Regions from separate parts of the Homo sapiens genome. Here region 1 is linked to region 2. A link is a contact called in ENCODE Hi-C data. All regions are on one chromosome and are shown on one strand. The core of a region is the stretch at or near the end of the contact, and the rest is flanking DNA. Distances in the headings are between cores, read along the strand shown. Region 1 holds the start of SLMO2-ATP5E (SLMO2-ATP5E readthrough). Region 2 holds the start of RNF114 (ring finger protein 114).

Region 1 (6,989 bases), core at 3,949-6,448, 9.1 Mb after region 2:
TATCTTCCTAGAACAGCCCAAGGGAGGGGGCACCTCAGCTTCATTCTCCAGACAGAAAAACAGCGTTCTTACGATGGAGGCTCACACGTCAGTGTCCACTGTCACTCCCTGTGCTATGACCCCAAGCCCACCCCCTGACCCTGCTCATTTCTGTGTCTGCACTATGGTTTGCATAAGGAGGCAGTAAGTACATTCCTATTGAAAATGTGTACTTTAGTTTTCTTAGTGAACCTACTCTCCATAAAGAGACCCTCTAAAGAAACCTGGATCCACTTATTATACCAGTTTTCTCGCATTATGGTAAACTGGCATTTTAGTTTCTTCCTGGTAAAATCTGCTCACTAAAGCCTGCTCATTCTTAAGGGAATAGAATTGTTTCTAAATGTACAGGAAGGAGTTCCAGACCTTGGAACAAATGTGGCAATAACAAGTCCGAGAACATAGTCCTTACTTAATGTACACAACCCACCACTGACCACAGAACTGTCACCTAACAATTATGACCAGACCATTACTGCCAAACCTTAGTATTGGTCTCAAGTTGCTGGCAAAAGCAGAAAAAGCAGAATAGAACTCCTTTCAGATCACACGGCATTAGCTGGCTTCCTTAAGAAAATTTTATTGGGTGCCTTCATGAAGACTGTAATAATATTTCCAATTCATTATACACTCATAATTCAAGTTTATTATAATACAACTTGAACGGATGCAAAAAATGACATTCAGAATCGGCTCCCACAACCTATTTGAAAGTATAATGCGGTTTAGAAAACTTCTCTACAGCAGTCACATTTCTCCGGGAATAAAGACACACTTACAGACTTCACAATGGAAGGCAGTCCCCACTCTGTGCTGAGAAGTCTGTGGCTGTGCAACTTTCCAGAGGGATCTATATGTCTGTCCAACACATCAACTCCAACCACACTTGGGTTCATAGGGTTTGGGTATTTCTGCATTGCAGCTGTTGTAACAGTTTCCCACGGGTGGCTGCCGATGTGAACCAAAAAAAAAAAAAAAAAAATTCAGACATTTAAAATTATGCATATGAGTTAAACAATTTTTATAATCTATCAAATCATTCATTACAATGTAAGTTTAATGAGTTTACCTAGGAAAAATTACCTTCTGAAACACTGATGATTATGGGAAACTGATCTACATTTTTAACAGGCTTCAGTATTTTTCCACAATACAGGCTATGTAAAAAAACTCATATCTATAAAGATCAAAGCAGTCTACACCATCTTTCCTACTTATCCTTATCCACTTTCACATGTAAATTGTTTCTAGGAAGAACCAATGATTCATGAAAATGTATTTAAAAATTATGTTCTACTGAAACAAATAGCCAAAAGTATCATTATGCCATTTATTATTTTTTCTGACCCCAATTCTATCAGTTTATACGGAAGTAACAAAAGTAAAAGAGTTTATGGGCACTATAAATTCTTACAGGGATCACAAAAAGATCCAAAGCATTGATTTAATTATTGAACTTTCCCTTCATTTTAATGTAATACATAACAATGGCTCCTCCAGTCAATCTTTATCTACTGTTTTTCTCAAAAGAGTGATTCTGATTTCTGTTTTGAAAAGGTCACTCAATATAATAAAATGTCCTTAAGGTGCACTCCTAATATACTATTTTCTAATATTCTCTTTTAATATAATAAGCACTTGCTTATCACCTAGTATTGAAGTGGTAATAATATCACATCACTTGAGAACTTGCAGTATCTTTATTTTCTTCAAAAAGGCACATGTGCTTGGATGATTCAAAATGTGATGCAACCTTTGTTCACTTCACAACTTCTGTGAATAAGACACTTGTACAAAAAATATCATTTTCAAAAGGACCCCTTATTAAGTACAATCAGTATTAAAGGTGACTTAGTCCACCTGCAGTCTGATTCGGATGCTTTCTACACTACTTATCTGTGCTCTCATCTTCATTTAAAGGAAAAAGACAAGATCTGGGGATGATGTTCAAGCCACAATGACTGTTAAGCCACACAGCATTACTTTTTATTTTTCTAAAAGTAAAACAAGTAGACATTATTCCAACCTTTTAGAGAACTCAGATTGACAACTACATCTCGTTGACAAAAGGAAAATCTCAACTCCATTAATTTCCCAGAACCCTGGACAACCAGTGACATCATTTTTAATGTTTTCATTATAATATTCTTTTCTATACAATATTGTACCAATGAACCTCATTCTGTCTTTAGTCTCCAGCCTTATCCAGCAATCAATGCAGGTATATAAGCAGAGTTGCTTCATCAATCTGAAGTGTCCCGACAAATCGAAGCATACAGGCCAAGCACTGATTCTTACCAAGGCAACTCTCTAAAATGAAAATCAGATGAACCCTCCCCAGGTCTCCATCCAGTCATATGCCATGGTTAGCTGGCTTCCATGCCCTTACCTCTTCCCCCAACCCTCTCTAAAAAATTAATAATCGCATGACTTCAGGGTGGTTATGCATTATTTGTAATTTAGTCCATCTCTCCTTTCTGAACCAACTTGAAACCACTGATGTTGACTTAGCTTGGCTCAAGATTGCTTTATGAACCATAACCAGCTCAAACATTACAAACAATACTTATTATGATTAATCTTCCAGCAATTAATCTGAGCTGTATTAACATAATTACGTGGAAAAGATCTCACAATGGAAGACATTCAAAGACCACGCCAAAGTAGAATCAGGAGGACCTGGCTATGGCTCACTGACCGGTCCAACTTCTTCACCTTTGAAACGAGGTGAGGACATTATTAACTCCACTGGCGCAGCATCGAGGTCTTGATTTACTTATGAAAATGTAATCAATCCAAAGAACAGTGGCTGACACATACTGGGCATCTCTATAAGTTGAAGGAATCAATGAATGACTTCACCTGGATGCCAACTATAGGCCTCAGAAGAAAAGTGTTGGAAAATCAAAGACAGATAAGATGTAGAATGATGACTTAGACATTGTTAGAGAGTGACATCCTAAAGATCAGAAACAACGCTCAGATTTGTCAGGGGAGATGATGACTTCAATTTCAGACAGGCTGAGTTTTAAGGGCCTGTGGGACACGAGGGTAGCAATGCCTAACAGGCACCTGAAAATGAAAAGCGGAGCTCAAGAGAGGCTGGAGCTCAAGGTACAGATCTGGGTGCCATAAATGTATACCTATCATTTGGGACTTTGACCAAACAGCTCAGATTATGTGGGGAGAAAGCACGGATCAGGGCTGCTTCTCCCAGGACAAAAAAAAAGTCTGTGACGAAAAGAGAAACAAAAAAGAAATTAAGATCACAGGTAAAATCCAATATAGGAAGGCCAACACAGAATCTCACTGAACATTTACACTGAATGGGAAAAGACAGGGAAGCGCTGAAGACAAAGGCAGAAAGAGTGTAGAGGGAAGGAGGGGATGAGCCAGGAAGAAGAGTTAGGGAAGATATGGGAGAAGACAGTTCTAGGGAGACTGAGTGCCGAGAACCTCTGAAGCATGCAAACCCAGAAGAGGACTGAAGCATGCAAACCTGGAAGAGGACTGAAATTAAACATCCTCGGAGCTGAAATGGACTAGTGATGAATGCGACCAGGTTAATGAACATCTAAATGACCACAAATTTCGGGTCTTTTTCCTCCCAAAAAGACTAAACAGTAGGGGGAAAAGAAAGCTTCCTTCTGATTCCAGTATTCTATACTTTGCAGGATACAGCAGGCCCTAGGATGTGTCCCACTGAGTACAAATGCGGACAACGTTTTAAAAGTTGCCTTCAGAGGCCGGGCACAGTGGCCCACACCTGTAATCCCGGCACTTTGGGAGGCCAAGGCGGGCGAATCACCTGAGGTCAGGTGCGACCTGACCAGGGCGAATCACTTTGAGACCAACCTGACCAACATGGTGAAACTCCGTCTCTACTAAAAATACAAAAATTAGCCGGGCGCGGTGGTGGGCGCCTGTAATCCCAGCTACTTGGGAGGCCAAGGCAGGAGAATCGTTTGAACACGGGAGACGGAGGTTGCAGTGAGCCAAGAACACGCCACTACTCTCCAGCCTGGGCAACAGAGCGAGACTCTGCCTCAAAAAAGAAATTTAAAAAAAATTTGCCTTCAGAGACAGTTTTAAAAACATAAATGGCTTTGTAGCATATTTATTTACAAGGCTATACTAATTAAAACAGTGTGGCAACGACATTAAGATCAGCGGAACAGAGCAGGTAACTCGGGAAAAAAAAGGATTTCGCTGCTTAAATTTGTGGCTCTTTTGTAAATGGAATCAGGGACCTAGAAGAGAATATAATTCTCCACATCCAACTGGTTCAAGGCTTAGTTTCGTTAGTAAACAGTTCACATTATCCAAAAAGATGTTCCTGAACGTGGCCTCAAAGAGCTAACACGGGTAGGCCCTGACGATCGTCCTTTTCCATCTCTCAGATGAAAATGGGTAACCCAGGGTCACACGCTTGTTACAGCCAGAGCTAGACCTTGAATTCCAAATCCAAGGCTCTGCTGCGTAGATGAACGAGTTGTGAAAAGGCTTCACATCCTGGTGGTCAGAGTTCACCCGAAATTCACATTCGAAGGTAGAAACTCCACCCAAACGGCGGCCAGGGAAAGTACACTCTGGAGAAAACCAACACCTCCCTCTTGGGATCCTCGGGTCCACGTCCCAAAGTGGTTTCACAGGGCGGGATGGGGCAACCCTGAGTGCTGTCAAGGGCTTCGTGCTCCGCGACGCCCCCAGGACCTCAGGAGGCCGCCGGCCCGAGGCTACCTCATGGTGGGGGACAGCCCGGAAGTGACCCCGTAGCCCTGCCGGTCGCAAGGCCGCCTGGGTCTGGAGGTCGGAGCCGTCCCCTCGGCTAGGGCGCCTCGGGGTCGTGACCTTGGTCTGCCCTCCGTGTCGCCGGGGCCCGCAGGCTTCAGAGTTCGCTCCCCTCGCTAGGCCCGACGCCTAGAAGCCTCCTGCGGGCCGCCTCTGCCTCGCCTCTACTCCAGGGCCGGCGTGCCTGCCCTCCACGGAGCCGACCCGCGCCCCAAACTTACTCAAAGACGTGCTCCGAAGTCCAGATCTTCATGGTGCCGGCACCCTGAGAGATGTCCGGGTAGCGCCAGGGGACAACGAGGCACAGAGGCTACACCTGCCCCTGCCCCGCCCCCAGCACCCCAGCCGGCGGCGCAGTGCGCAGGCGCTGTCGGGCCCGACGCGAGGGACGTCCAGACGCGCGGCCCCACGCCCTATCCCGGCCCGGGTTTTGCCCCAGCCTTGCGCGCGGCGCAAGGAAACCCCGCCTCTTAGCGCCGGGCGCATCGCGCCGGCGCAGTGCCGCCGACGGCAGCTGGAGGGGCCGGCGCGGGCGCTGTGCTGCGCAGGCGCGGCGGGCTTGTAGCGAGCCTTGACCTCTGGGCAGAGTTGGGTCAGGTCCAGGAGGTGCCTGCGCGCCCGCTTGGCCCTCCTTGTCCTTCTGGCCCAGCACATCCTCGCCTGGCATTTCGAGGCGTGTGGACGCATGCGGTCAGCCTGCTGACATAGATGTTCGTTGTGGTGGTCACTTGTGCAAAATTTCCTGGTGCCCTATAGAGAGTTCCAGCCACCTCCTGGGTCAGCCCGGGCTGTTTTCCCAAATCCACCAGCCACCCAGCCGATCAGCTGGGCCAGTCCCACCTGCCCGCCAGGAGCTTGCAGCCCTCGGAGGGGATAAATAAGGCGTGACGCGGAGAAGCTAACATCAGACCTGCCCATGAATAATACCCCTACGAGGGATGCGGTCCGGAAGCACGGTGCCAGGGGTCGGGTAGAAAAGCTTCCTGGCCGGGCACACCTTGCCCTAGGTGCATAGGATGGATCTGAGCTGAGATGTCTCTCCCAGAGAGACTTCCCTCGTCACCGTTTCTCACCTTGTTGCTCTGCTCCGTCACAATATCCTGTTGCATTTTTTATAGCACTTACCCCTCTGACATCATCTTGTTAATTTATTTGTGAAAATTCACAATCGAACTGAGTTCTTGAAGGCAAGAATCTTGCCGGTCTTGCTCAAAAATCATCCTCAGTGTCTCCCATATAGTCAAGGCTCAATGACTACTTATTGAAAAATGAAAAAAATCAATAGCTATTTGTGGGATGAATGAATTAATGGAGTCATCTAGTTTATTTGTTGTAACTTCCGCTAGACTGTAAGCCCCTGAGGGCGAGGCTCTTGCCAGACTTGTTCAGTGATTTCCCCCTTCCTAAATGACAATTATTTGTTGCATCAATGGATGAAAGAATGACTAAGAATTGCTGGGGCAGGAGGAGGTGGCATGTGGTTTCATTCAGAGATGAGCCTTGTCCAGGGAACAGACTGCCTGGCTTAGCTTTCAGAATATGGCTTCCCACCCTGCTCTCCTGCACTCTCCACAGCCGTCTACCTCCTAACAGAACAATTTGCCATTTTCAATGAAGGTTATGGAGGAAAATCTTTACATCTAGTTACTTAGAAGCTTGTTAGAAGGACCACCTCATTCTTGTTCTTAGCTTGTTTGATTGTTAAAGACAAAAAGCCAGGTTAATTTAGGAGGGAGGATAATTTTTCAAAATAACATAAGTCCTTTATACAGGAAAACAAAAATTACATTAGACAGGAAGGAAATAATATGGTTGGGTAGTTGCTAAGTGCAATTTGTGGTACCTGAGATTTTCTTTTTTTAAACCTACAGTACTTAAGAGTGATTTCTTGGGGAGGTAATGCTTTAAGGGCTACTGAGAGTACCTCAGCCTTGACTAAGATGCAGTTAACGTCGCTGGGTGTTAAAAACACTGGTTCAAGAACCATCAGCACAGAACAGCCTGTCCCTGCTATTCCTGGAGTTCCATGAGGCTGTTCACCATTCAGCATTCCTGTTCTGTTTATTTTAGAGAACATTATTCTGCTCTCAAGTTCAAAATTTCTGTGTTTTAGTCATGAAAATTAAATGACACCTATCTCCCGTGCCCCCAACACACAT
Region 2 (7,155 bases), core at 132-2,631:
ATTTCAGTTTCAGTTTAGCAAGAAGACCAGAATTTTAGAGATAGCTGATGGTGATGATTGCACAATATGAAATGAATGTACTTTGTTGTTGGGGTTTTTTTGTTTTGTTTTGTTGTTGTTGTTGTTGTTTTTTGAGAGGGAGTCTCGCGCTGTCGCCCAGACTGGAGTGCAGTGGCAAGATCTTGGCTCACTGCAAGCTCCGCCTCCCAGGTTCAAGCCATTCTCCTGCCTCAGCCTCCCGAGTAGCTGGGACTACAGGCGCCCGCCACCACGCCCGGCTAATTTTTTGTATTTTTAGTAGAGACAGGGTTTCACCGTGTTAGCCAGGTTGTGTTTTTGTTTTTTTTTTTTTTTTTCAGACGGAGTTTCGTTCTTGTTGCCCAGGCTGGAGTTTAGTGACTGTTGGAGTGAGTGAGCCATCTTGGCCCACGGCAACCTTCGCCTCCCAGGTCAAAGGCTTTTCCTGCCTCAGCGTCCTGAGTAGCTGAGGCTACAGGCATGGGCAACCACGCCTGGCTAATTTTAGTATTGTTAGTAGAGACGGGGTTTCACCATGTTGGCCAGGCTGCTCTAGTACTCCTAGGCTCAAGCGATCCGCCCACCTCGGCCTCCCAAAGTGCTGAGATTACAGAAGTAAGCCACCTTGCCCAGCTCCTTTGTATAAATAAATGATATTGATTTTCTTCTTGCAGCTCAGGAATTAGATCTGTTATTAGAATTTGCTTAAATTTAAGAAATGGCTGGGTACTGTGGCTCACCGCTGTAATCCCAGCACTTCGGGTTGCCGAGGCAGGCGGATTGCTTGCGTCCAAGAGTTCGAGGCCAGCCTCGGCAACACAGTGAGACCCGCCCGCTCTCTGCACCACTCCTTCCCCCCCTCCTTTCCCCGTCTCTACAAAAAATACAAAAATAAATAAATTAGTCCGGCATGGTGGTGACTGCCTGTGGTCCAGCTACGCAGGAGGCTGAGGTGGGAGGATCGCTTGAACCCCGGTGGTCGAGGCTGCAGGGAGCCATGATCGCGCGCGCCACTGAACACCAGCCTGGGCGACAAAGCAAGACCTTGTCCCAAAATAGATTAAATAAATAAATAAATAAATTTAAGGAAAAAGCAACTTGATTCGAAGATAAATAGTGATAGTGCAAGTGGTGCCGAACTAACGATAAATTTGGAAAACAGCGGCCCACGCGCAGAGCCCGTCCCAATTCTGGCAGCCTTTGGATTTGGCTTCCACGTTTTCCAGATTTCCCTCGGCCTCTAGCTCGCTTGCGTCAGAGGGGCCCCGAGGGGCGGCCCACCCGCTAGCCCCGCCCCCAACCGCTCACCGCCCCGCGAGCCCCGCCCCCTCGGCCTCCTCCTCATCGGCCGCCGTTGCGCGGCGCAGAGCGGCAGCAAGATGGCGGCGCAACAGCGGGACTGCGGGGGTGCTGCGCAGCTGGCGGGGCCGGCGGCGGAGGCTGACCCCCTAGGACGCTTCACGTGTCCCGTGTGCTTAGAGGTGTACGAGAAGCCGGTACAGGTGCCCTGCGGACACGTGTAAGCGGCGAGCCCGGGCCTGGTCGGGGGGCGCTTAACTGGGAAGGGAATGGAGCCGAGGAGCGAGATGGGTCTCAGGGCGGGAGCCAGAGGACCCACCCAGAGGGGCCTCCCGGGGGTGTCCCCCGGGGCTCCTAAGGGCCGTGAAAGCTGCCGGGGCGCTCTTCTGTCCCGCCCCGCTCACTCCTAAGTATCCCGTTCCTCCGCCCGTCTTAGCGGGGCAGCTGCTGTCTGTTGAGCGCCTGCGATGTTCCAGGCGGCCTGTCAGTCTCCTTCCCACACGTGATAGTGGACTCGTGCCCTGCGGGGACTTTAGGCTCCGAAGTCCGCCCTTGGAGAGCCGACGTTTCCTTTCTAGTCCACGTCGCTCTTAAAGCATAGGACATTTGGCGTCGTGTCTAGCTGTGGCGAGTTATTCTACTGTGCACTAAAGTCGGGAGAAACGCTGAACTAGACTAAAACAACAAAAGGGAAGTCTTTATGGGGATCTGGCCAGTTTGCCCTTAGCTGTGAAAGGGGGGTGGGAGTTGGCAGATGGGATTGTTAGCATTCTACTTCCTGTGTAGGAGGTTTGTTTCTTTCAGTTTTCAATTAAGCCTTCATGACCTGAATATTGTGAATAGAGTGGTTATAATGATTAAAGCAGATATGTGTATAAATGTCCAGTCCAGGTCCTGGGCTGTGGCCGGGGCTTTCGAGGTTGGTCAGGTTGGTCGATTTGAATCTAAGCCTTGTTCCATCAGACGCACAAACACATCTGAGTTGAAAGAATTGTAGACAACGTGGCCACCTGCTTCTTGCCTCAGAATTGGCTTTTCCTCTGGCCCCTCTCAGTGCTTATCGTGGGATCACCTTGGCATTGGTCTTGGCAGCGGGCACAGTAGCCATTGCACTCCATGGGCATTATTCTATAGCCACCCTGCAGCGGGGGAGGGTTGGCAGCCATTTTACAGGTGAATACACTGAGGGTCCGAGGCTCTCTTAGGGAAGGGTCACCGTGGCCTAGCTCTTCCCAGATGTACTGCAGGTGACCATTTCAGTAGTCCAGAGAACAGTGCTTGGCACCTAGCTGGCTGCTTTTTGCTTCATCATGTTGCTTTAGGCTATTCATCTTTGCAATTCGGTTAGCCTGGAACTCTTCCCCCCACCCCTCCCTTTTCAGGCTTCAAGTCCCAGGTTAAGTTACCTCACCAAATACCATCCCCATCTAAATTACTTCCCCCACTTCCTTTCTGGGACTTAACTTCCTTCTCCTTGCTTGCACAGAGCAAAACTTAACAGCTCATGACGGAGTGGCCATATCTTTATTGCCCCTGAACTGACTGGAATGGCCTCTGTGTGCCAGATTTTGGGGTAGACTCTGCCTTCAGAGTTTACAGTCCAGTGAATTGATTATAAATAAGTACCAATGACTGGTCAAACTATTGTAAAAATTCATTCTGCAAGTGGGAGGGTATTTCAGGGATCACACCTCTGTGCGTGGGGTGAGTGATCAGGTAATGGTTGAATGAACTAATAAGTCGTGTAAGCAAGCTTCACGAGAGTTGAAGTGGTCTTTAGCTTTTTCATTGAATCCACTTATCCTTGGATCAGATTTACCTGATTTTGGATTAATTCAGTGGATTTCATTTACTATTAACATTTGTAAAAAGGCTAGACCCAGCACAGTTTGCTAAATGAAGAGCAGCAAAATTTGAGATTTTCTTGAGCTTGGTGAACCTTTCCTAGGTCAGAGGGCAAGGAACAGTACTGGTTTTCAAACCTTGGCTCTTCTCTATCCTCGCTGTCCTAGCCCCACGTGATCAGCAGTTCAGTGCAAATTGAAGACAGATGGAAGCACCTCTGTGAGGGCAGCCCAAATCCCCGCTAGCTCCAACCGACTGCTTTCTCCTGTGCCTAGTTGATTTTTACCTTTTGTGCTTGGAAAGTTGAGCATCACTGCAACTCTGGCTGGGGCATTGGATTTTTATAAAACTTTATTTCAAGCCCTGAATGACTGTGTTCTCCAATCTGGTAGAATACAGCTGGAGAAAGGCAGCTGGCTGGGTGCCCAAGAGAAGGGAATTTCTTCCTAGCACTGTGACGGAGTGGAGCATCGGAAGGCTGAACTAGAAAAGGGCGCATAAGTAGGAAATAGAAACTGAAAAGCCATCCCAGGATATTTGAGTTGTTCAAAAGCAGGCTGGTAGTTTGGGCATGTCTCAGGCACAAAGTGACTCGTGAACATTTGATAGATGAGCTGTACCTGTGTGTGTGCTTGAGAAGAGACTTCGAGCTGCTTTTATCTGCATGCTGGGTTTGGTTCCATTATACTCACTGGACCCTCTGTGCTCTCTTGGGTTCCTCTTGTCATCTGCCTTTGTGAACAGGCAACACAAGTGATGGCCACAGGCCCTGCCTGTCTCTACTGCCTCATCACTTGCCCTTCTCACCATGGTCTACCGCATCATGGCCCCCAAGGTCTGCCTGCCTTCCTTTCCAGTCCTCATTTGTGTGTGGCGTGATCTTGGTGTGGAGCTCTGCACCCAGATCTGTGTGGCTGTCCTCGTAATCAGGTCCCACCCAGCTCAAATGCCAACTCCTCAGAAGCAGCTTTCTATGATCACCCCAGCTGGTCTGTTTGCCATATTTCCTTCATATTTTTAATCACTATCTGAAATTAACATTTGTGTTTCCCTTCACTCTAGAATGTAAGCATCATGAGAACAGGGCTTTGTCAAGTTTCCATTGCCCTCAGTGGTGAATGAATAGACTCCCTCACCTTCTCTGTACCTGGTCTGGAATTTTGCCTAACAGCATTAACATCTAACTTAATGACAAGGAGGAAGGAGATTCTTAGAGGCAGTAGAAAATGGTCAAGTGTTCAGAAGATGGCCTTTCATTATATATCTTTAGTTCTTTCTGGCAGATTTGGTTATACTGTCTTAATCTATCAGGTTGGGTAAGTAGCCCAGGGTGTCTTCTCCATTCTTTCTGTATGCCTTATCTCAGCATTACCATCTTCCTAGGCTTCAGGATAGGAACTCGGTCATCTTTGACTTCTTTTCTTCAAAGTCAGTAAGTTATCAAGTCCTCCTGATTCTACCTTTCTGTGAATGGTTTCCTGAATTCATCCCCTGCTGCTTCAGTCAGACCCTCACAATCCTCTGCCTTTAGCCATCTGTTTGGTTTCTACTTTGTCTCTTCTCACCTTCTCACCTAAAAAAAAAAAAAACTATAGGGCTGGGCTCAGTGGCTCACACCTGTAATCCCAGCACTTTGGGAGGCCAAGACGGGTGGATCACCAGAGGTCAGGAGTTCGAGACCAGCCTGGCTAACGTGGTGAAACCCCGTCTCTACTAAAAATATAAAATTAGCTGGGTGTGGTCATGCGCGCCTGTAACCCCAGCCACTTGGGAGTCTGAAGCAGGAGAATCGCTTGGACCGGGGAGGCAGATTTTGCAGTGAGCCGAGATTGCACCATTGCACTTCAGCCTGGGCAACAGAGCACGACTCTGTCTCAAAAAAAAAAAAAAAAAAAAAAGTAACAAAACTTTGTTTTCCATGATAGCACAGAGATATTTTTCTGAAACCTGGATTTGGCCTTGTTTTGTTAATACCTTCCTTTTAAACTCCTGGCTCCCTACTGTTTATGAGGAAAAGTCTGTTAGATTTTTATTTCCTCAGATACATATCAATTTTAAGCCTAAATTAGGCCTAGAATAGTCTTCCCTTCCTCTGCTAGCTGACCTCTTTTTTTAAAATGCCAGAGGGGTAATGGGCCAACATCTGTAACAAGGTTCGAGGGTGGCACATCTCACACATGCACATGAACACCCAGTCCTCAGGTTCATGAACTACAAAAGGATCCATCTGAACCCTTTTTTTTTTTTTTTTGAGACGGAGTCTCGCTCTGTCTCCCAGGCTGGATGGAGTGCAGTGGCGCGATCTTGGCTCACTGCAAGCTCTGCGTCCTGGGTTCATGCCATTCTCCTGCCTAAGCCTCCCGAGTAGCTGGGACTACAGGCACCCGCCACCACTCCCAGCTAATTTTTGTATTTTTAGTAGAGACGGGGTTTCACTGTGTTAGCCAGGATGGTCTCGATCTCCTGACCTTGTGATCTGCCCGCCTCGGCCTCCCAAAGTGCTGGGATTACAGGCATGAGCCACCGCGCCTGGCTGAGCTGAACCCTTTTAAGGCTGATCAGAGATGCCGTCTCTGCAGTCTTCCCCTCCACCCCCCCCTTGAGACAGAGTCGCACTCTGTTGCCCAGGCTGGAGTGTGCAGCCACCTCTGCCTCCCAGGTTCAAGCAATTCTCCTGCCTCAGCCTCCCGAGTAGCTGGGATTACAGGCATCTGCCACCATGCCTGGCTAATTTTGGTATTTTTAGTAGAGACGGGTTTCACCATGTTGGTAAGGCTGGTCTCAAACTCCTGACCTCGTGATCTGCCTGCCTTGGCCTCCCAAAGTGCTGGGATTACGGGCGTGAGCCACCGCTCCCAGCCTTCACTGCAGTCTTACCAGCCCTTTCCTTCTCAGGTCACTAGTTGATTTTCCCTTTATGTTCCTGTAGCGCTTTGCCTTCACCTGTAATGATAGCAGCTCCCGTTTGTGGTGCGTTTTGTAAGGGCTGGACACTCTGCCAGGGGTCTGCTATACAAACTGTATCCTCCCAGCAGTCCTAGAGGTAGGTACTACTCTCTCCATTTCACAAAGGAAAAAATGGAGATTCAAGAAACCCCACTGAGATCCTTCAGTGGCAGGGCCTAAGGCTTGAAGCCTCAACCTTAACACCTTCACTGTGTCTATCACAGGAGTTTGCATTTGTTTCTGTAGTTGTGTGTTCTTTGTAGTCCACTCCTATCCCTCATTTTTTCTGGCTTGGAAGGACTTAGTATTTGAACTGGGAGGAGAGAGCAAGTTGTTTTTTACTCCATTATCCATTGATGTCTTTTTAAAAGTTGATCCATATTTGTCGTCTTGTCTCCATGATGCGTGACAGAGGTTCTCTGTATGTCTTGTTCTAGCTTTTGCTCTGCATGCCTGCAGGAATGTCTGAAGCCGAAGAAGCCTGTCTGTGGGGTGTGTCGCAGCGCTCTGGCACCTGGCGTCCGAGCCGTGGAGCTCGAGCGGCAGATCGAGAGCACAGAGACTTCTTGCCATGGCTGCCGTAAGAATGTATGTGGAAGTGATGTGGAAGAGTCCATGTCTTTCCATGATAAGTTGGGGTAAAACGTACAGCTGCCATGTTGTTGCTGAAGTTAGAGCATGACTAGGTCACTAACAGCACGCGTGCATGCCAATTACCTGTGGTGATGGCTGGGCTGGTTTGTTTTCATAACCTTACTGGTTTTTGTTTCTTTTTTTAAGAGTTGGTTAAGTATATATTTTAGGTTTGAAAGCCATAGAAATCAGTTATCCCAGTTTTTTCCTATAAAAGATCAATTATGGCCAGGCGCGGTGGCTCATTCCTGTAACCCCAGCTCTTTGGGAGTCCGAGGCAAGAGCTTGAGGCTAGGAGTTAAGAGACCAGCCTGGACAACATAGTGAGACCTCATCTTTACAAAAAAATAAAATTAGCCGGGTGTGGTGGTATGTACCTGTAGGCCCAGCTACTCAGGAGGCAGAGGCCAGAGG

What was found. Hi-C counts contacts between places; a loop is a spot of excess contacts on that map. Pooled maps may share reads with other maps.
Region 1: a loop to region 2 is called in a map of CD8-positive, alpha-beta T cell, with 37 times the contacts of the local background. The contact joins the promoter of SLMO2-ATP5E here to the promoter of RNF114 in region 2. A Hi-C loop is called at or near these places in 2 of 168 maps with a recorded cell type or tissue (CD4-positive, alpha-beta T cell and CD8-positive, alpha-beta T cell), 1 of 37 single-sample maps with no recorded cell type and 9 of 50 pooled maps.

The regions. Positions count from the first base shown.
Region 1 is chr20:59,037,648-59,044,636 of GRCh38, forward strand. It overlaps SLMO2-ATP5E (SLMO2-ATP5E readthrough), which reads right to left and starts at 5,199. Exons shown (of 6, transcript NR_037930.1): 1 at 5,052-5,199. It overlaps PRELID3B (PRELI domain containing 3B), which reads right to left and starts at 5,139. Exons shown (of 6, transcript NM_016045.3): 1 at 5,052-5,139; 2 at 819-987. The coding sequence starts at 5,083. RefSeq lists a silencer at 5,057-5,456.
Region 2 is chr20:49,935,016-49,942,170 of GRCh38, forward strand. RNF114 (ring finger protein 114) reads left to right here and starts at 1,382. Exons shown (of 6, transcript NM_018683.4): 1 at 1,382-1,537; 2 at 6,546-6,696. The coding sequence starts at 1,398. It overlaps LOC124904976 (small nucleolar RNA U13), which reads right to left and starts at 5,385; the gene lies at 5,281-5,385. RefSeq lists silencers at 583-662, 1,229-1,418, 1,877-2,171, 2,457-2,751, 4,377-4,671 and an enhancer at 1,031-1,636.